3 separate regions of the Homo sapiens genome follow, and all the other regions are linked to region 2. Evidence: chromatin loops called from intact Hi-C (ENCODE). Cell type or tissue: mammary epithelial cell. All regions are shown on one strand. Each heading gives the region's core, and the rest is flanking DNA. Links, peaks and the distances in the headings are about the cores only.

The links. Hi-C counts contacts between places; a loop is a spot of excess contacts. Peaks named below come from ENCODE experiments on the same cell type or tissue, not always from the same donor. Only the 100,000 strongest peaks of a DNase experiment are listed, where the experiment ranks them.
Region 1: a loop joins it to region 2, with 5 times the contacts of the local background. A loop is called at or near these places in 4 of 110 quality-filtered maps.
Region 3: it touches region 2 in a loop (4-fold over the local background); 8 of 110 quality-filtered maps call a loop at or near these places.

Annotation. Positions count from the first base shown.
Region 1 is chr13:79,982,710-79,990,397 of GRCh38, reverse strand. No RefSeq gene overlaps it. Among named protein-coding and RNA genes, the nearest start is that of LINC01080, 25 kb to the left of the region's middle. In mammary epithelial cell, for the core only: no CTCF peak of the experiment used is centred there; DNase peaks (open chromatin) are centred at 1,597, 2,477 and 2,957; H3K27ac peaks cover 3,552 bases.
Region 2 is chr13:79,933,564-79,941,251 of GRCh38, reverse strand. No RefSeq gene overlaps it. Among named protein-coding and RNA genes, the nearest start is that of LINC00382, 65 kb to the right of the region's middle. RefSeq lists an enhancer at 3,759-4,958. In mammary epithelial cell, for the core only: no CTCF peak of the experiment used is centred there; a DNase peak (open chromatin) is centred at 4,411; H3K27ac peaks cover 3,357 bases.
Region 3 is chr13:80,036,483-80,044,170 of GRCh38, reverse strand. No RefSeq gene overlaps it. Among named protein-coding and RNA genes, the nearest start is that of LINC01080, 29 kb to the right of the region's middle. In mammary epithelial cell, for the core only: no CTCF peak of the experiment used is centred there; a DNase peak (open chromatin) is centred at 3,410; H3K27ac peaks cover 2,000 bases.

The DNA of each region.
Region 1 (7,688 bases), core at 1,042-6,041, 50 kb before region 2:
AAATATGGAAAGAAAGTATTTTAAGGGAGCAATCAGTTGTGTTTCTATTAGTGAGAGATTAGGTAAGACAAAGACTTACAAATGCTCACAGAAATCATTTGTGGTCTCTTAAAGATCTGCTGGAGTATAGCAATTAGAATGAAAGGCTAAGTTGAGTCATGGCTGGGAGCGGGGACAGAGATAGTAAGACAATTCTTTTGAGAAGATGTGTTCTAAACAGCTACAGAAAACTAGAGGGAGAAATAGTGGAGGGGGAGGGAGTTGCCCACCCCCACTGAAAATGCATCTGCATATTTAAATGTGCCAGTAAAGAAAGACGTTAAAAATAAAGAGTGAGAGGGAATAATCAGATTTCAGCCTGTAAGAAGAGGGAAAAGGAAGAAAATATTTTTCATTTTGACAGGGAAGAGAAGGAAACTATTGAGTTGTATAAAAGTAAATTGAGAAAATTACTGTTGCATTATTTGTTTTCTCTATTAAATAGAAGATCACGGGCTAATAGCTGAGGGGGCTTCTGGGGTGGGGTGATGGACTTTTGAGAGGCATAGGTATTGTTGAAATACTACATGGAATCATTGCTTGTTGACCAGGAAAAATATAGTAGTGCATTAGAGAGCCACAAGTGCCCCATCAAAATGAAAGACATAAATATGTAGTGGACCAATTCTGACCACTGTATGATTTTTCTCTTGAAATGTCAGTGAGCTGCATGCAAAAGCAGAGAATGTAGCAGTAGAATGTATTAAGGTTTGTAGGGTTTTCTCCAATGAGGAATGGCGGAATGACCACAGAATAGAGGTTTTAGCAAACTGGTAAACAAAAGGATGAAGTAATGGCATGACTAAGGAGCTAAGTAAAGACAGGAGGGACCTAATGGGGAGAGGGACAAGGGACTCTATAAAATAAAGCACTAAAGTCAAAGAGCTGGTGTTGGGAACAATAAAGTGAGAGAGATGGTGAGGAATGCATGGTTAAGAATGACTGTGACTACTTTATTTGAGAGATGGTGCAATCTGCATGTGATAAGATCTAGGGTGTGACCATGGAGTGGGTGCCTGGGGTGGCGGAAAATTCTGGAAGCTGAAGCAGGCAAGGAACCTTGAGGCAAAGTTGTCAGTTGGAGTCACCCAGGATGGTGTCAAGCCAGAGGGTGGAGAGAATGACTGCCGGCCAGGTGCCTAGGTCTTCCAAGAGATTACTACCATATCATCAGCAAATAGGCGAGAAGTAAAAAGTCAAAAGCTTCCCACAAAGGCAAAACATATTAAGGCAATTACCTGAATGATTTGATTAAAATCCTTGTCCTGGTTTTCTAGGAAAAAGAAACTTAGCCTGTTTTGGCATAAATGAATTTACGTGAGAATTTACAATGTCTCAAACCATTTTTCCTGTTTGAATAGTTAGCCACTAGTAGTTTACCTCTGGTCCCAACTGGCCATTAGCCTGAGGATGGATTAACATTGGACTTACTGCCAATGAATGTGCAGAAAGAAATCCTCTCAACGTTCTTCTCTGTTGGGTTGGCCAAATCACAAAGAAAGAGCTTGCAGTAGAGAGTCTGGAATGGAGAATATGCAATGACACTAAAAGTATCTCTGCATTTTACTCTCTGAGTCTGAACATTGCTTGTTCACATCAGCTCCGTGGCCCCATGACTCAGCCCTGTCGTAAAAGAGTATTTTTTTAAATAGTGATAATACTTTGTACTGTTTAATGTACTCTGTAAGGCAAGATAAACTAGCAACTTCCTTGCCCTCCAGGAGCTAACAATTGTGTGCCTATATTTAGCTGTCTAAAATCATAGATTAAACCATTTAAACTTCTTTATATGAACTAAGTATAAGTAAATTAATAAGTGCTTTCAAGTGGTGATAAACAGGGGAATTCTTAAGGAAGGCTCATCAGAAATATTGCCATCTATCTTATTCCAATACAGGGAATTATAGCATCTACTTTCTAAGCACGTGTACCCAGAGCTGAGGAAAACACCAAAAGAAGGCACACACATTGTATGTTCACTGAGGACACTTACAGTCTTGTTTGGAACATATATATAATACATATGGAACATTCATAAAATATAAGATGTATCAACTATTGAAAGCTTCTGAAATAAATAAATGGTATTTTTATTATAGGAAGGGTACCTCTGTTTGCTCAAAGATGGGTGAGATGGCTCTTGTTATTGTGTAGCTCACAGTATATGGGAGAAAGCAGATGTGTGTACAGGTAAGCTACACTATGTCATATGCAGAGACTTGTGGGCCAGAGAGGAGAAATCATTTACAGGGGCAGTTAAGAACATTCTCAAAGAGTAGGTGACCTTGGAACCAAGTCTAGAAGGCATTGTAGAAACTTGCTAAGGTGGGAGAGGGAAGGTGAAAGATGGGCCTTCCAGGTATGAGCCTCCTCTGAAGTTGCTTCCTCTGACTAACATCACTCTAAATGACTCTCTTGCTCTGTAATCCATAGTTAATTAAATATTTTTGGAACTAGAAGGATGAAACTCCAGAGATTCTATGATTCAGAAATTCAGTGGTGAAAACTGAAATCCAAAACAAAAGAAGTGTTTATTAGAGCTCCTACAGCTCAAAGGGGATAAATTGAAACTAAGCAATGTCTGTGGAATAAATAATTGCACAGGCTAACCAGCGCTGGGACCAAATCTGTAGAGGAAGGAAATAAAAATAAGTGCTAAGGGCAAAAATTCAACTCTGAATAGTATCTCCAGTGGTTATGGCAATACTTATTCTTACTGCTCTTAGCATTCTGCTCAATGCCATTCAATGCCATAGTAATTAAATGAGACAACTTGGTTAAACTAAGCTTAATTGTTCTATTGCCTTGTACAAATATTCTGTGCTTGTTTATGGTATTTTTGAAATTGCAACTGAGTCATTTACCTTGGGTGTGGACCCCAAGCCCACAGTGAGCAATTGTTTATTGGGAGGGACAGGCAAGGCAGAGTCATGCTTCACAATGAAACCTCTGCTGTCTCAGAGGCTGACAATCAGGATTTCACTATTTTAGTTTGTAGGACAGAGTGAGAACCAGATGTACCAGAACATAACAAAAATATCCCCGATGATCTTTTTTTTCTTTGCAAAATGGGAAAATCCAAACCTTGTCTATTGTAAGTCATCAATAGCCAAAATTGATGGGACTCCACAGATACTGCAGATAAATGTGAATATTTTAAAAGGAGGCAGGGTGACTTCTGCCTTTGTTCTGGCATGTAAGGAGCTTAGAGGTTGCCACCCCATTCTAAGAAGTCAAACCTGAACAAACTGAAAAATCAACAGTCCTTCTTAGATCCATCAGAGAGGAGTGAGGTCACAGGGCAAACTTCTGTTCCTCAAATTGGAGAAACAGACAAATACAAAGAATGACAACTCACCACAGGAGAAACCCATGAACAGAAGCCTTCACGGGAACCAGTACCAGGATAGGAAAACCTAAACTATAATTCATGAATTGCTAGAGGCTATGTGGGAACAAGTTTGAGAGTTAAAAATTCTAAGGGAACCCAGTCATGGAGGGCCCCCACACTTTTGAGAGTTTTACATCTGGGAGCCTCTACCAGGTTCTCATAGTACCAGTTCTCATAATTTTGGGGAGAAAAATTCCACAATGCTTCCAGAAGGAAGAGGAGAGAAGTAACTATTTTGAAATATAACAGTGCTTTCTGTTGTTCTTAACAAGGTCTGCCATCAAGAGAAGCCGTTTTACCAGAATCTAACCCTTTGGGGTTTTATCAGAGCCAAATTTCACCAGCAGAAGGGGAATATTCAACTCCAGCTGGTTCTACCATCCTATCACACCTAAGGGGGAGAAAATCAAGGAGTGCTAGTGAAACTCACGGTCTGGAGCAGAGGCTCTCCAAAAAACTGAGACATAGTCATAATAATATAGACTTCTTCCCCTCCCCCACAAACCTTGCCGCTACTTACCAAAGTGCTAATAACAGCAGTTTCTTTTACCCAGTACATCACATCCATTTTTCAACCAAAAATTACATTTACTAAATGTCGAAAACATAATTTGAAGAGACTGAACAAACATCAGAATCAGAGTCAGATACAGCAGGAATGTTGGAATTGTTCAACCACAATTGCTAAACAACTATAATTAATATTTTAAGGGATTTAGGGAAAAAGTAAACAGCATCTAAGAACAGACAATACAAGACAGGTAGAAATTCTAAGAGAAAATGTTATTAAATTCTAGAGATCAAAAACATAACAGAAATGAAGAGTGATTTAGATGGCTCATTAGTAGACTGAGCATAGCTGAGGAAAGAATCTCTGAGTTTGAGGATATGGCATTAGAAACTTCCAAAATTGAAAAGCAAAGGAAAAAAAAACTGGAAAAAAACCCCACAATATCCAAGAAATATAAGAAAATGAAAAAAAAAAAGAACAGTGGGAGAAGAAAGAAAATACGGAACAGAAGAAATAGTTGAAGTAATACCTGACTGCTCAGAAACCAAGCAAACAAGAACAAAGTGGACTGAAATATTTAAAGTGTTGTGAGAAAAAAAAAGTCCCCACCAACTTAGAATTCTGTACATTATGAAATTATCCTTCAAAAGTGAATGTGAAATAAACTTTCTTAGACCAACAAAAGCTGAAGAAATTCCTTGCTGGTACACCTGCTTTGTAAGAAATGTTAAAGAAAAAAAGTGCTTCAGAGAGAAGAAAAATGATACCGGACAGAAGCTTGGATATACATTTTTTAAAAAGGAAGTGCAGAGAAGAAGGAATGAGTGAAGAACAAATAAAAACTTTATTTTTAAAAATTTTAATCAATTTAACAGATAACAGTTTGTTCAAGATAACCGTATCAACAATGTATTTGATTAAGGATGCTGTGTATATTTATATGCAAATATATGCTTATATAAGTAAAAGGAATGACAACAATGATAGAGGGACAGGAAGAAGAAAAAATTAAGAACATTTTATTACAAGCTACTCATATTACCCATGAAGTGGTACCATGTTACTTGAAAGTGGACTCGGATTAATTGTAAACGTATATTGCAAACTCTTTTAACACCCACTGAAAAGGGCGAAAAAGAAAAAATAAGTTTTTTAAAAAGTAAAATTGATATGCTAAGCAAAGAGAGAAAATGAAAACATACAATGGTCAACCAAAACTAAAAAAGGCAGAAAACAGTGGGAGACAAAATTGAGAAGAAAAAAGGGCAACACACAGAAAACAGGAAAATATAAAGTAATATTACTCCATCTATATCAATAGTCACTTTAAATACCACTTAAACTCAATGGCACTATTAATTAACTGTATATAATTGACATCTATAGGCTACTGTATCCAACAACAGCAGAAAGCATGTTTTTCTGAGGCTTATATGGAACTTTCATCAAGATAGACCACATTCTGGGCCATAATAAACAACTTAACAAATCTAAAAGAACAGGAATCTTACAATGTCTGCTCTAAGACCATAGAATTAAATTATAAATTAGTAACAGAAAGATAGCTGGAAAAGCTTGAAAGATGTGGAGATTAAGCAACACACTTATAAATAAAATATAAGTCAAAGAAGATATCTCAAGAAAATTAAAAACTATTTGAACTAAATGGAAATGAAATATAACTGATCAGAATTTGTGGAATGCAGTGAAAACATTGCTTAGAGGGAGATTCACAGCATTAAATACACTATTAGAAAAGAAGAAAAATCTAAAATTAATCATCTAAGCTGTTACCTCAGTATAATAGAAAGAGAGGAGGATAGTAAATTTAAAGTAAGGAGAAGGAAAAAATAATAAAAATTAGAGCAGAAATCAATGGAGAATGTCAATAAAATCAAAAGCTGCTGTTAAAATATTTCAATAAAATTAATAGGTCTCTAGTGAGGCTAACGAACAAAAAAGGATACAAATTACTATTATAAGATACAAAGGAAAGCTATTACTGTAGATACTATGGACAATAAAAATAATAAAGAAATATTATTAAAACTCTATGCCTACAAATTTGACAAATTCCATGAAATATACAACCTGCCAAAACTCACACGAGACGAAATAGATGATATGAATAGGCTTATATCTATTAAAGAAATTGATAAAATAACAGTAGTCTAATAATCTTCCTAAATAGAAAGCATCAGGCCCAGATGTGTTCACTGGTAAATTCTACCAAACATTTAAGGAAGAAATTAAACCTATTCTCTACAATCTATTTCAGAATATAAAATCAGATAAAATACTTCCTAACTCATTCCATGAGGCTAGCATTACCCTAATATCAAAACCAAAGACCTTACAAGGAGAGAAAACAATAGGCCAATATCTCTCATTAAAATAGATGCAAAAATTCTCCATCAAATATTAGCAAATTGAATCCAGCAGTATGTAAAAAGAAGTATACACTAAGTGAGATTTATCCCAAGTATGTAAGTCTGTTTCAAAATTTGAAAATCAGGTAATGTGATCTATCACATTTACAAGCTAAAGAAGAAAAATCACAAGATCCTGTCACTAGGGCAGAAAAAGCATTTGACAAAAATCAAACACCTCCTCATAATAAGAACTCCCATCAAACTAGAAATACAGAGGACCTTCCTCAACTTAATGAGTAAAATCTATGAAAAGTGTTACAGTTAACATCCTACTAATAATAAGAAACTAGAAGCTTTCCTGTTAAGATCAGGAACAAGGTAAGGATATCTCTTCTCACAATTGCCTATTCACATTCTACTGCAAAATTTAGTTAATGCAGTAAGATGAGAAAATGAAATAAAAGGCATACTAATTGAGAAGGAAAAAATAAAACTGTCTTAGTTTGAAGAGGACCTGCTCATCTATAAAGAAAATCTGAAAGAATAGACAAAGAGACTCTTGGAACTTATAACTGATTTTAACAAGGTCACAGGATATAAGGTTAATATATAAAAGTTAATCACTTTCTTATATACTGGCAATGAACAAGTGAAATTTGAAATAAAAAGCACATTACCATTTATATTAACTCCCTCAAAAGTGAGATATTTAGGTTTAAATCTAATGAAATATTTATGTATAAGATCTATATGAGGAAAACTATAAAACTCTGATAAAAGACATCAAAGAACCAAATAATTGGAGAAATAGTACATGTTTGTGGATAAGAAGACATAATATTGTCAAGATATGAGTTCTCCCCAACTTGATCTATAGATTCTGTGCAATCACAATCAAAATCCAAGTAAATTATGTGGATATTGACATACAGATTCTAAAATTTACATGAGGCAAAAGATTCAGAATAGCCAACTCAATATTGAAGGAGAGGAACAAAGTTGGATAATTGACACCACCTGACTTCAAGACTTATTATAAACCTACAGTAATCAAGAAACTATAGTATTTGTGAAAGAATAGGAAATAGATCAATGGAACAGAATGCAAAGTCCAGAAATATATCCACATAAATAAAGTGAACTAATCACTGGCAAAGGAGCAAAGGCAATACAACAGAACAAAAAGAGTCTTTTCAACAAATGATGCAGGAACAACTGTACATCCATAAGCAAAAAAAAAAAAAAAAAAATCTAGACACAGACCTTATACCTTTTACAAAAGTTAACTCAAAATGAGTTGTATACCTACATATAAAATGGAAAATTATAAAACCTCTAGAAGAAAACATAGGTGAAAACCTAGATAACCTCAGGT
Region 2 (7,688 bases), core at 1,711-6,710:
ACAATAATGAAACTTCTAATGACACATATCTCAGAATGTATCCCCTTTGTTAAGTCATGCATGACTGTTTATCTATCTGTATTTTCTACATTCTAATCTTTGACATATCTCCTCATACAATGCTACAAGACTCTCAAGAGCCAGTGACTCGGTTACAAATTTTTATATCAACAGCACATAACCCAGTGCTTTGCCAACAATTGACACTCACTAAAAGTTTGTTGAGTGAACAAACGATTGAGTCTCTTTAATTTATAGGTGAAGAAACAGAGGTGAGAGGTTTTGCCCCAATTAAACAATCAACTAGAGGCTTAGCTGGGACAAGGTCAAGTACTCTTTCAACATAATATACTACTTTTTACCATTCTTCCTTAAATTGCTGGCAATATAGAGCCTAGAATATGAGACCAAAATGCTAGGAGGGGAGGAGGAAGAAATAATAAATAAAAAACTTCCCACCAAAGAAAAACCAAGCTTCATAAAAAAATCCAAAGGGAAGTATTTATAATTAATATATGGTTAATTTTCTCTTTGTCCATACAGCATGAAGCCAGCTCAAATCTGTACTCCTAAAAATCTCTGAATAGAGATCTTATAAAATGCCATAATTCCGCTGTGATCAACTACTTGTGGTTGTGGGAATGGATTATAGCAAAAATTCTTATAGACGTTTTCCCCTAAAAATAGACATAGATAATAATACATGAAAGTTGTAATAGAAATTAAAGTCTATTCATCTGAAAATGGAATTCTCTCATTTCACTGACTTAAAGTTAATTACTTATCAAAATTAGTAACTGATCTTTTCTCTCCTAAAAGATCCATCCCATTCAGAAATCCTGTTGAAGAAATGGCTAGCTGCTACTCACAGAGTAGTAACAAATAAGATTTCAAATTGCAGCAAACACACTCAAGTACATTTTGATAAACACACACCCAAGAAATTTGGGAAGCTAAGGTTACGAGTTTGAAACGTTATTTTCTTAATGAACAGCAGTAGCACTATTCTCAGGAAACATACCACAGAGGGAAGTGAGATTTTAAATCTATTTATTTATGTTTCTGAAGAGGATTTAAGTAATCCTGCTTTTATACAGCAGGTGCCACAGCAGACCAAAGCTTCTAATAGAATATTAGTGCAGTGAATTTATATCAAGAATGATGGCTCTTTTGAAGAATGCAATGGTACACAAACAGGAGGAAGTCCATTCGTCCCTTTAGCTCCTGCCTTCCCAGTTTACCTTCTTTTCTTCACTCCCACATTGTTAGTTTTTCCCTTTTGTGGGGAGTTGGGAGGATCTGAGATGACATGACATGTTGCTGCTCAGGGTTTCTAGGCTCTAATCCCTTAAAACAGTTATGCGCATGGGCACTAAGCAGGAAAGTACTCACACAGTGACATCATTCTGAAGTATTAAAATTTGCCACCAGAATTGTTTTCCTCTTCAGAGAATGAGAGCTACAGATAGTGATATTTTGTGTGTGTGTGTGTGTGTGTGTATGTGTGTGTCCTGTTAGGGAGAAAAAAACACTTGTAAAATTCTTAGAAACTGAAAATGCATCAGTGAATAGGTCTTTATGTTGGATATTTATGGGGAATTTGGTTTGTTTTCTGATTCTGTTTCAACTTTTAAGGAGCACCGTTAATGTGATTAATTAGCAAGAATTTATTGACGTGAAAAATCTAGACAGCCGAATATATATGATTTTTTTAAATGTATTTTTTCAGGTGAAACTATAAACTGGAGGCCTAATTAAGACCTGCTGTTTCCTGAAATTTTGTGTGCGCAGCCCTGGGAAGGAAAGTTGCACGGAGCTTTCCTTGAAGGGGTAATCTTGAGAGAAAATCCTGGCATTCTAGTCACTTCTTTCAAACATAGCCCTTACTTAAGAACCACAGTGAATTTATGTCTACGGTAAACATGAAAGCCTGTTATGGAACAGGCTTAGGGAAAACTCAAATCAACGTGATCATCATGAGTTTTGGACTTCAGCTGCTCCTAGCCAATGTTTCCAAATTTACGCTGAAACACCATTATAGATCATACAATTTTAGCCTGTTGACGTTTTCTTACCTCTTCTTTTCCCGTTACTTTGTTAAGAATGGAAGTCACTCTTCCTAACAAGAGAGAGAAAATCACCTTGCAAGAAATATAATAATTCAAAACTATTCATTGTAAAATAATTTGACTTTTGATGAGGTTGCAAAAGGCCTGAATTGAACAGATTTCTGACCAGCTCCCACTTTATCTGCTTTCATTAGAAAAAAATTTTTTCCTAATGTTGCTTTTTTATTAAATAGTTCCAAACATAAACTTTAAAACATAAGAATTAAAGAAATCTATATATTTCTAAATCTTCAAGATTTTATTAGTTTAGCAACATATTTGTATGGCTTATCCCCAATGTCTCAATCCAGTGGTGATAAAACTTCTGAAGTCCAAATTGCTTCACAATATGAGTATTTTTTACTCACTTGAAGTAAGCTTTTTTCTAATGCTTCAGGTAGAAAATAGGAACTACTTATAACTTGAGAACAGAAACCAATCTCCTAGTTGTCATTTAGTTCAACATTTTGAACTGATGTTTTTGCTAACTCACTAAATTGTAAGGTGTGAAAGTCACGGAATTTTTGTAAAAATTTTATATTTCTTTAATACTGTGAAAAGAAAACATGCCCAGTTTGCAAACCTCAATCAAGAAGCAAGTTATTTCCTTTAGATAATGCACTACGTATCAGCGCATAAGGGATCAACTCACAATATATAGTCCTGATGCATAATTCTGTATCCCCTAAGCCAGACAGCCAAAACACTTACTTACTCACAGAGAATAGCCAACACAAAAGCCCCTTTTTCCACTTCATGGGTAGGGCCTCATTATGTGCCTTCCTAAATATGGAGGGGAATTGAGGTCCCTACTTCCCTTTATAATGCTATTCAGTGCATTTGTCCAATAACTCATTGTCTCAGAAATTGTCTTGCTCACTTCCTATAGACATTCTCCTGTCTCCTCAGTGACACGTTCGTGGAGATAGACAGACATTCACAGTCGCCTCTTCTGGCTTCTCTGGCTCCACCTTGATGCATTCTTGCCTTATCCCAGACCAGGCCAGGCTCTTGCTCTGGATCTCAAAGGCCCAGGCCACATAAGGGCAGAGCAGCCACGTCAGAGCTGCTCCTGGCACCAAGAAAAATTATTTGCCCCGAGAGGCAAACACAGCCCCAGCAGTGTCCAGAGTATCAATCCCTCTCTTCTCTGTTATAAAAGGCCCTATTGTAGAAACACAAATCATTCAGAGATGGCATGTACAATGTCTAATCACTTAATAGCCACTGGGCACCTACTGGGTATGGGCCCCAAACTAGATACTGTCTGTAACCTATTCACTAGAGGGAGACAGGAAGGAATATGACACAGATTTATATTCATCTCCTGTTCTAGCCCAGTACACCATGGCCAACACACAGCCTTTGAACAAGTAGACAATTACAGCCATAATAGAGATGAGAATATTTTTATCTGTAAGTAGCAAGGTAGGGGATAGAACACAAGCTTGCTATTCACACTGACCTAATTTCGAATCCTGCTTCTATACTTAATCAACTGTGTGGCCTTGGGGAGCTTACTGAATCCCTCTGGGATTCTCTGGCCTTGTTTGCAAAAGGAAAATAATAATCTCTACACCATAAGTGCTGTGAAGAACAATGTAGAAGGTAGAAAGGCCGAAAGCTATGTGAGGTATACAGAGGACACAACAGTATTAATTCCCTTACCCATCTTTTGATTTCTAAATAACTGTCAAGACATTTTATATTCGATATCTTATTATTTGAACCTTATGCAAATCCTACTTGTATGTACTTTAATCTCAGAGATAGAATTTTAGGTCGTTGGATCTCTTTTTGTTTCCCTTTTGGAAATTTGATTGAAAAGATACACTTGTTTTCTCCAATTACCTTAGCTTTGCTCCTTGGCAAGTTTTACAAAACACCCGAAGCCATAAAAAGGGTTAATTTTATTCCAGTGTACCAGATGTCTTCAGCACCTTGACTTTAGTAATGTACTAAGAACAGTAAGTCTTTTTAATGAAAGTGAAAGGTATGCATTGTACTTAAATCTGGAGCTTTCTCCCCTGAAGAAACGCTGCCGCTGGGACTGCATCCCGCCATTTTAGACGGGGTGAGATATGTTTTTGCTTGCGTTTACCCTTCTGCAGTACATTTTCAAGCGACTGCAGTTGGTATCCAAGCAGTTAAAACTACATCAGCACTAATAGCTATGAGCTCATCTTGTATAAAGACATTTTTAGTTAAACACCACAATCTTGGGGGGAAAAACTTAGCGTGCTTAACCAGGCCAGCTTGGAATAGCTCACAATATGACGCATACCACAGGAAACAGAGTGGTATGAGGCACCTACAAAATATTTTTCAAACAAGTCATTGACGCTGTAAGCCCCATGCCTCAGCTTTAGGAAGTCACTTATTAAGAATCAACACCAGCCGTGCCAAGCTAAGCTTTTGCTCTTGGTGATTTTCCAATTGAATATTCAGGGCCCTGTCTCAGTCTTGTTTTCAGGGAAGTACATGCCTGGAATGTTAGCAAGCTATTTGCTGGAAAAAATGCCCACAACAGGCCTAATGTTGATCACATTAATGCGTTTGAGTGGGTATAGAGTGCAAATGATTGAAAATGCTTCCAGATCCCTGTTGCAGGGGACAAAGCAGGCTCTGTTCTCTGATCTGATGGTCATTTTTTTTCCAGTGGAGGATGTGGCGCAGGAAGAGGGAAGAGTGCCAATCTCTGTCTAATGGTTCCAAACAGGCCCTGGGCCTAGCTCTTTGGATGCTGATGAGTGGGAAATGAAACACAGATGGGTCAGATGGGTAAGGAGAAGGGGATTACAGGTCAGGCCAAAGAGTTGGAATAAATTAAGTGCTTATAAGGTACAGAATGGCACATTGTTTAAGTGAATGGACAGGGAAAAAACATTCCTGCATTGTTTGGTCCAGTGAGTGAACTCAACATTCCTCTTCCCAGACCAACCTAGGCCACAGAGATCCCCATCATCAGAATGTATATGAGCAACGAACCAAACTGTGGCCAAATGGTGCCTGAAATATTCTGCTATACCCCAAAGCAGCCAATTTTGTTTTATTACACAGGAGATGTAATTTATTGGGAGAAATGTTTGGGTTCATATGTCAGATCATAGAGAGTCAGATTTGGGGTTCCCTTGGGGATCCGAGGAGAAGGTGAGTAACCACAAATTAATACAGCAGGGAAATAAAGTGACAAAAGAAATGTTTCATTGTGCTTGAAATATTGAACCAATTTCCCCCTTTTTAGCCTTTTAAACCTTTGCTCACAAATCAAAGAGTAGCTCAACTTAAGAGAACTCAGCAGAAGCCTGTCATGCCCAGTAATGACAACAAAAAAGGTGAAGTCCAATGTATCCTTGGTTTTAAGTGTCTTCATGACACAGGGAAAGACAGTAAAAATGACTTTCTGAGGATGTTAGAAAATGATCGAAACTATTAGATAACTAAAAAAGAAAATGCTGATAATCATAATGGATCTGTCCATTTTGTGTTCTAGGTGTGTTAGAAAAAATCATGAAATCCCAAAGTGTATACAAACCTGATTATTCAGCATTAGGTAATTATAGGACAGGGTGGGTGAATTGTGTTTACTTGAAGGCACAAAACTAATAGAATGTTAAGGGCAGAAAGTGTTACATAAAGAAGAGCTAAAGTTGCAGTTGCCAAAAAAATTAGAAAGTTCTAAAGCTTGGAATTGATGGTTTGTTATTTTTTTCAGTATGACAGAAATTATTTTCAGAAGCTTATTTTCATACCAACCATGTTTCCATTTTATGGACTTGACCTTTACTGGAATATCCCACAGGCAAAACTGGAGACAGTGGTTGTCTGTAATCATCAGGGATGCTCATGCTTCAAGTATTAAGAGTGCCTGTTTATCAATTGGTGTGTTACAACTCCAGAGACTACAGGGAGATCATTTCAACTAATGAGTATAGAAAGTCTTGATGCAGCATATCTTTCAAAGGCTGGTAATTTTCACTGTTGTTAATTTTAGTAAATTGGTTCAGTGAGCAATATCAATTATATGTATATATCATCTTATTTTCTACAGTCTATGACTTCAAAACTAATAGCTGTATTACTTGTAATTTAAATATTTTATCTTTTCTCCTGACCTCCTCCCCTTCAAAACCTTTATTATGCTAATGCTCTGAGTCTTGAGAAGGGGATCCAGGAATAAATGACCAATTCTTTTTTTCTTTTAATTTTATTTTACTTTAAGTTCTGGGATACGTGTGCAGAACGTGCGGGTTACATAGGTATACATGTGCCATGGTGGTTTGCTCCACCTATCAAACCGTCATCTAGGTTTTAAGCCCTGCATGGATTAGGTATTTGTCCTAATGCTCTCCCTCCCCTTGCCCTCCACCCACTAAGAGGCCCCGGTGTGTGATGTTCCCCTCCCATGTGTTTTCATTGTTCTACTCCCACTTATGGGTGAGAACAGGCGGTATTTGGTTTTCTGTTCCTACGTTAGTTTGCTGAGAATGATGGCTTCCAGCTTCATCCATGTCCTGCAAGGACATAAACACATTCTTTTTTATGGCTACATAGTATTTGATATGTATATGTGCCACATTTTCTTTATCCAGAAATGACCAATTCTTAAAGCAAATTTGAGAAACAACCATAATACAAGCATCAATATTAAGAGTTTGAGGGCCAGGCCTGTAATCCCAGCACTTTGGGAGGCTGAAGCGGGTGGGAGGCTGAGGTCAGGAGTTCAAGACCAGCCTGGCCAACATGGTGAAACCCCATCTCTACTAAAAATACAAAAATTAGCCAGGCATGGTGGTGCGCATCTGTAATCCCAGCTAGTCGGGAGGCTGAGGCAGGAGAATCACTTGAACATGGGAGGCAGAGGTTGCAGTGAGCCAAGATTGTGCCACTGCACTCCAGCCTGGACAACAAGAGCGAAACTTGGTCTCAAAAAAAAAAAAAAAAAAAGGAAAGGAAAGAAAGAGTTTGAGGAAAAAAAAAAAAAGACTACAGAGAAATTTATACCTTAAGCTGAGAAAAACATAAAACTGTTATTCATTGAAAGAATGACATAGACTTATAAGAAACTAATAACCAGTTTGGGGTATTTGCTGTTTCTTTTCCAATAAAATGAATGCTATTTTTTCAGTCTCCTTCTCTCTCTTGACTACAAATAAAATAAAATAAAAAATGGCAGTGGGAAATGTTCATGGAAGAACCAGAAGGTGGAAGTTTGTGTGTTGGGGGGGTGGTGTTTAGAAATGGAGATGTCACTATGTTGCCCTGGCTGGCCTTAAATTCCTAGGCTTTTGATAATGCTTAAATGACTATGTGTTATATCATAAAATTGGAGATAATTATTTTCAGAAAAAAAATATGTAACAGGATAAGATTCCCAGGAGATTGCTGTTTTATCTAGAACACATTTTCAATGGGACGTCAGATGAGTGGGTAACAGGGCATTGGGGCTACCACGGAGTTCCAATGTGCCTTATGGAGCTAGACCCTGAAGGTGGTAGAAAGGGGAGTAACAGAGATCTCTCATGTGCCTTTGAGGATACCTGGGCCACCTGGCAAGAAGCCAGGTATTACTATTGGATG
Region 3 (7,688 bases), core at 1,075-6,074, 100 kb before region 2:
CCTCCCATCAGGCCCCTACCCTAACACATGGGGATTACAATTCAAGATGAGATTTGGGTGGGGAAACAGAGCCAAACCATATCACCAAGGATTATGGCAGGATAGATAGATAGATCTAGAGAGAGAACAGTTCTGATCATATTTCTGCCCTTCATTTATTCACAGATATTTATCAGAATTTAATCTGGTCCAGGAACTATTTTAGGTTCTAGAAATACAATCAAGAGAAAGACAGACATAATTACTGGTGTCATGGCTCAGTAGGGAAAATAGACATTTAAGAAATAATTACAAAAATAACTTACGATTGTGATACAAGAGATAACGGATAAGTATAAGGTTTTTCTGAGAGCATATACCGGGCTGAACCTGGCCCCATCTGGTCTAGTAGGACTAGGAAGTCATGTTTTAAGCCTAGACTTGAATGATGGTTGATTGAAACTCAGGAAATTATAACAGTGAGAGAAGAGTAAGTAAGAGGAGCGGCATAAGGAAAGACACCCAGGTGAGAAGAAATTTGACACAATGAAGGAACAAAAAGAAAATGACATGGCCAAGAGGTGGTGAGGGGGAGCTCAGCTGAAACGTGGGCAGAGGCCAGGTGCTACAGACCTTGGAGGCCATTTGATAATTGTGACTTTACCTGAAGAACAAGGGGAAGTCACTGAGGGAAGTTCAGTAGGGGGAGACATGGTCAGATTGGCATTTTAGGAAGGTCACAGTTGCTATTTGGAGGAGAAGATTGAGATGACTGGAAAGTCTTCAGGTAGTTTGATAATAACCCAGGCAGAGAGGTACAAGCCCCATAAAGGCTCTCAAGAATAGGGGCTCAATCAATGTTTCCAGCCAAATTTCTATTTACCGAATAGGGAAATTACATAGAGAAATTAGATGACTGTTTTTTCCCAAACACATTTGAGGGCTTGTAGTCTCCAAGCACTTTGCTCCCTATGTTTGGAAAGATCTCTGCCTCCAGCTTTATTATTTAGTTTTCATCCACTATCTTGAAAGTATTTTTTTTTTTCCCTGAAGACATTATTGGCTCTCATTAGTGAATCTAATTTTCCTTTCTTAGTGTCCAAGGATTTCTTTTTTTAAGAATATGAGATAAAAATGTTGAGGATACATGCCTCAGAGGCCTTTCCAGGGTTTTAGCATGCCGGTAGCTGGATAGTACGAAGTTACTCTATAGAGAAAATTCTACAAGGGAGGTGGAGAATGTGCCAGTAGTGGAAGGCACAAAAGGGTCAGGGTCTGAGAAATGGTAAAGGAGTCCCAGCTAGAATTAGGTTCCTCTGTGACTAACAGCCACCAAATAACAGTACCTCAAAAGTTGACTTCTCTTTCTTGTAAAAAGTCTAGTGGCAGATAGTCTAGACACCTAAGGTAATTCTAGAAACCTACACTTGATCTATGTTTTTGCTCAGCCAAACTCAACGTGTGACTTCCATTAGATGGCTGAAGATGGCTGTTTCGCTGCATCAATGTGTGACTTTCAATAGATGATCGAAGATGGCTGTTTGGCACTGTGTCTGAATTAAGCCAGAAGGAAGGAGGAAGAAGATGAAGAAAAGGCATGCCTCTACCCCTTAGGACCACGTCTCTGAAGCTGTATACAACATTTCTGCTCTCATATAATTGGGCAGAACTTAGTCATAGAGCTACATGTAGTTGCAAGGGAAGCTATATGCACTAATGTGCTTAGTTAAACATTGGGATTCTCTTACTAAGGTACATAAGGAGAACATATATTTGGAGAGGCAACTATCCATCTCTGCCACAAGATCTGAAACAATTATTGTGAGACTATAAACATAGAAAAAAGCTCCAGAGATCAGGGGGAAGTCAGAAATTATTTGGGATTCCAGTGAATGGAATGTTGACCATAAATGAGAAATGATGCTTGGGATAATTCCTAGCGAGCATTGGCTTTTAGAGTTGGGATTGAAGTCAACCAGCTATAAAGAGCAAGACTGGGTGGGGTACTTTGAAATGTCATATCATTGTGTATGGCTTTTGTGGTAGTTACTGCTTCTTTTTAGAATAATTCTCATAACTAGGTAGAAAGCTCACCTTTGAAACTTCTGCATGCCTAATAAAATGCTTCACTCACACCCAGTTGTTTTACTCAAGCGAGTAGTTTTATGGTAACTGCATTTGGGGTAACAGTCTTACAGAAGAGTTAACACAATGGGCAGATTCCAGGTGTGCTGTCATTTGGAGGAGGCAAATCCATACAGACAAGAAGTAGATTAGTGGTTGCCTAGAGCTGGAGGAGGGTAGGGATAAGGAATGGATTACTACTGGGACTGGGTTTCTTTTTGGGGTGATGAAAATTTTCTAAAATTGATTGTGGTGATGGTTGCCTAACTCTGTGAATAGCAATGAATTGTGCTATTGTACACTTTAGGTAAATGGTATGGTATATGAGTTATATCCCCAATAAAGCTGTTAAAAAAGAATGAGAAAGACCGAGTGACTTGCCAAGGTAGTCTCTCAAATGTGTTGTTGTTTTTTCTTTGAAGCTCTTAACAAAACTTTTAAAGACATGCAAGAATCATTATGGCTCAGAGTCCTGATGGGAGTACCAGGCTCTCTTTTGAGCTGTTGTCTCTTAAAACTTGTAGCATGCCTTGTCACGTATGTTATCAAAAAAGTAAGGAAAAGAATAGCTTCAGTTCCTATTGCCCTCAAATCTGAGACTTTCAGATCAGAAGTTTAACCTAATGTCCTTGGGCATGGGAGGGAGGGAGGAGGTGTGAGGGGAGATCCACCTTAGACTTTAACCTCCCTAAAGGTGTATGCCAGTTGTAAATATGTGCTTAGTTGAATTATTCTGGGAGGATGCATCTTTATCATAGTCTCAGAGGAATTTATTGCCTCTCCCACCCCCACCCCCAAAAGAGGGAAGCTTTAAAAATATGAAGTATAAAATGCAGCATATAAAAAAAAATCGTTGCCTAATTTATATTTACTTTGTTTCACTGATTGGGAAAGAAGTGAAGAGAGGAAAAATGCTGGGTTAAGGGGGGCAGGCCAGGGTGGTGATGGAGCGACTCATTCTCAATTTCTGCAAGGAGGAAACAATATTTCTTAAGACATAGTCTAAATTAAACTTGGTAGAGGAGGAGGGACTGATCGAATGTGCTTGTTCTCTCTTCTTTCCCTGTAATCGTTTTAGGAGAGGGAATGGTTTATAGGGACAAACATCAACTCTGATGAATCAAATGAAATGAATGAGAAAGTCATACTTCATATAAACACTGCAAATCAATGTTAGCCCTCCTTACCCTCTCCATTGAAGATGCCTGCCACATGAATGATTCATGTTGAACCATCAACTCAGTACAGTCATCTGCAAGAACACCAAGGGTTTGCTTACACATAATTACTCAGAACTGAGTAGGAGGAAATCCTTGTCTCGGATCATGGGAGATAATGGAATTCCAACGAAGGATGCCTTGGCAAAGTAGAAGTACTTTCCCTTGGACCTTTGAAATCCTTAATGAGTTGAATCATGTCAAGTAACAAAATAAACAAGGATGAGAAACATCAGTTGGGTTCGGTCCAAAGTCTAGCCTGCTTAAGATTGGGCTTCCCTCATCACTGCTTAAACATTATACAGTTTTCTATCAGCCAAGCCTGTGTTTTTTTTTTTTTCATTTTTTTTTCTTAAATCAGATTTCAAAAGCCAGGCACTAGCTGATGGTAATTAGTAGGCATCGGTTGCAGTTTATTCTTGCTGTTCTTTCCAGGCATGCATAATTTTTGTGAAGAGAAAAGAAAATCCAATTACCCCCAAATCTAGCCAGTGTGGCTCATCTGCTCTTGTGTTAGATCTTTAGAAATGGTTCTTAACAATAGAAATGAAGACATATGGTACTTGAGAACAGCATCTTGCAACCTTATTTATAATATTAAGGAAAAAAGCCCAGTCAGGTGAACATTGACATCCTACTTTATGAAAATCTGACACAAGAAATGTTGATCCCATAACACACGTAACATAGAGACTTGCTCATACCATAAAGAATTTATTGGTGATTTTATTTCTAGTATCCCTCTTACATTTTAAAAGACTCCCTTAAAAATGCTTGACTTGAAGCTTTCCAGGAAAGCTTACACAGTAAAACTAAAAACATCTGATACAATTTTGAAGGACTCAGATTCTTCAAAGCAAGGAAAGTGAAAATTTCTACTCAACTTTGTAAAGGTTGGGTCTATGACAAAATATTTGATAGGTTAGATTATTTTGTTATTTAAATTACTCCTTGAAATGCTGGTTAATTTCAGATTTCATTGATCTTTGAGTTTCGGAGAGTGTTTTAGTATTGCAATAGTAAATACTAAATAGAATTTTGGTAACAAAAAATACCCTTTATCATTTGGATTAACATTTTTAGGTCATGTTTTTCTTCTCTGTATATTTATCTGTGAAGAATAAATGACATTAAAGGTGAATCATACTAAAATTGCATGTATTGTTTTTTGCCCAAGAGAATTTTCTTGCTGCAAGTAAAAACACACAAAAAAAGTTATTGAAAAAATTCAGCTTTACATTTTTAAATAAGCCCATTTTGAACCCTTCTAATACAAGCATTGTTCAACAACACTTTGTGTTTATAATAGATTTTCATTAACCACCTTGTGTCTGATAGATACACTGTTGTGTATCTATCCTGATGACTTCCTGTTGGACATGAGCAGAAGGGCACTTCCCGGGATTGCAAGACCATCTTTGGCTCCAGGAAATTTTTCTATTCAGTGTGTAGCAAGACATTGATTATGGGCAGAATTCTCCAATTATAAGAGCTTTTCTTTTTTGTCTGGATAGTAGTTTGATCATATCATATTTTTGCTAAAGGATTCCTAACAGACTCTGACACCTTATAAATTTAAGTCCAAATTCCTCAACATAGTTCACCAGGTTCTCGTCATGGGACTTACTGTCTTCCTTTCACTTCCTCTTGCAAATCAAAACCCACCCTCTGTTTCAGTCAAGGTCTTCTTCCTGCATTCATGCTGATTTCCCTCTCAGAGCCCAGGCTGTCCCATACCCATTCATCTTTTCATACATCCAGTCTAAGATTCCAAAGAAAGCATACTTTCTGGACCAGGTGCTACTCTGGGCATCATGTCAGCACAAAGGTGAATAAGGCACAGTCTCTGTCTTTGAGGAACTCATAGTTTAGGGTTGAACGTGGACATTTAACCAAATATATAAAGTAACACAATGAAGTAAGGACATTCAAGATTAATTAAGGAAGGGATTTATTTTAGGGAATGACATAACAGAAGAGGCTGTAGTTGATTTGAACCTTGAAGAATAAACAGGAGTCTATCATGAGCATTTGGATTTTGTCTGGTAAGTTTTTTTAAGTCTAGTATAGGCCTTCAAAAATATTTGTTGAAAGAGCTAGCAAAATGCTAAATGAGTTTTGGTGGTGGGGGGTTTGTTTTGATATACTTTTCTTCCCCAGTTCTGACAACAGCCTTGTGAAGTTGGTAAGGCTATTAGAGCTATACAAATAAGATACAGGCCCAAAGGAAGTTGACCCAATAAGTGGAAAATCTGAAACCACATCCATTCTTCTGACTCTAAGGCCTTTGTTCTATCTACTCTGCCTTTCTACCTCCCTGAGTGCTCTTTTGAATTTCCTGACTGCTCCCATCACAAATAAACACAGAGCAGATACTCAACAATTGTTTATTGATTGAGAGAAGCATATAACTTTGATGTCAAAATTTTAATACAGATTTTCCAAGCCCTTTAATAGCCCCTAAACTGGACTTTATATTTCTTTAACTTGGCCCGTTGACATTTCTCAGTCTTTATACTTCCTGAGGCAGGGATAAACTGCTTGCTTATTTGAAAACAAAAGCATGCAGACTATAGGCCATCAATAGTGACCGTGTTGAAGAATCTCACTCCTAAGCTATAGTCAGAATAGTGTTAGAAGGAAAAACAAGAGGCGGAGGCATGTCCACAACCATATAGGAACTTCTCAGAAGCCACTTATCTCTTGGGCAAATAATACCAATTACTCTGCAAGTTTTCTCTATAGCTCTAGGGCATGGTGTGACACTTTTTAGTTGCCCAAGTGCTACTTTCAGAGGTTCAAAACCACAGAATGGATATTCATTTCCACGACTGCATTAATGTATCTCCTTACAGAAGGAACGGAAAGTCTTTTACTCAGTGTCAAGCTTTCCCAGGTCTTTACACTTGAGCACCCGCCAGCTTTTCTACAGGCAAGTCATGGGGTCATAATCGGGGAGCAATGTTCTCCCCAAATGTATGCTTTCCTTTCAGATAACTCTCCCAGAACACCCCACTGACCCTTTGTGCCCTAGTGATGGAAGAACATTTTTAGGTGAGATGGTGTATTTTACATAATGTGTTCCCAGATGCTTTCCATGAATGACTCAGGGCAGGGTAAGCTGCATAAAATTCTGGTGCAGCGGCCGGAAGAAAGCTGCACTCTGTTTAAGCATGAGTGTTGTGTTGTGAGCAGGCTGAGTAATGATGTTCTGTGAGTGACTAGTCTAAGGAAAAGCCAGTGAGTAGGAGTCAGGCTCTCTGACTTCAAATGTCAACATAGATGGAACAAAAATGAGCAGGTTAGTTAAACTCTTTGGGCCTCAGTTTCTCATTTGTGAAGCAAGAAAATTAATGCCTATTTTTGCCCATTTGACTATAGTGGCAGGAAAGGTCATGTGTAAAGTCAAGTTGACTCTTATTTATTGAATGTTTCACAAAAGAAGCATACATGTCATCAGAGAATATGCCTGAAGAAAAAAGAGATTGTTTCAACCAATGTTTAGTGTCTGGTGCCAGGGATATGGTAGTAAACAGATGTGTTCTTGCCCTTAAGGGCTCATGTGGTAATTTAGGAAACAGAGACTAAATAATTAATTGCACATTTAATTATACAATTAAATGTGATAAGTATCACAGAAGAGAATTATGTATAAGAGTATAAGAACAGAAGAAGACAGTCTAGTCTCAAGAAAAGGTTCAGTATGGGGATGACATTTAAGTTGAATTGTGAGAGAGGAAGGGTAAATTGGGAAGTGGCAAAGATGTGGGAGATGCCTTTTTAAAAAGAGGAAGTGTTATACGTAAAGGTTTGTGAGGCAATTGCATGTGGCAGGAACCTAGAATTGAAAGCAGGACTTCGGGGCTAGGGGCAGTGAGTGTGGTACTACATGGTGCTGAGGGACCACTGGGAACCAGCTCACTTGGGGCCTTGTATGCCAAGTGAAGGGCTCCAAATGGTTATTATAGGAAGAATGAGAGACTTTACAGAGTTCTAATGAGAATGGCTTGATCAGATCTTTTTTATAATTACACTGAATGCAGGGTGGAAAATGAATTACTGAAGCGTGAGAGTGCATAAAAGGACACCCAAAAGTACATTTTAAAAATGGAGTCTACCCAGTTCCTTCCTGCCGTGTAACAGGAATCCAGGGCCACCATTTTGGTGCACTTGAATAGATCCTGACTTTTTGTCCTTTTATGCATATCCCACCACACTTAATGTTCTTATATTCTATTCTTTCTAAAACTCTGCATAAGATAAAATGTGATTATTTCTTGATTTGATGTTGATAGGTGGTAAGCTAGCCTCCCCAACTAACATAGCTATATTCTAATAGTATTATAACTATCTTTTCTCTTCATTAAT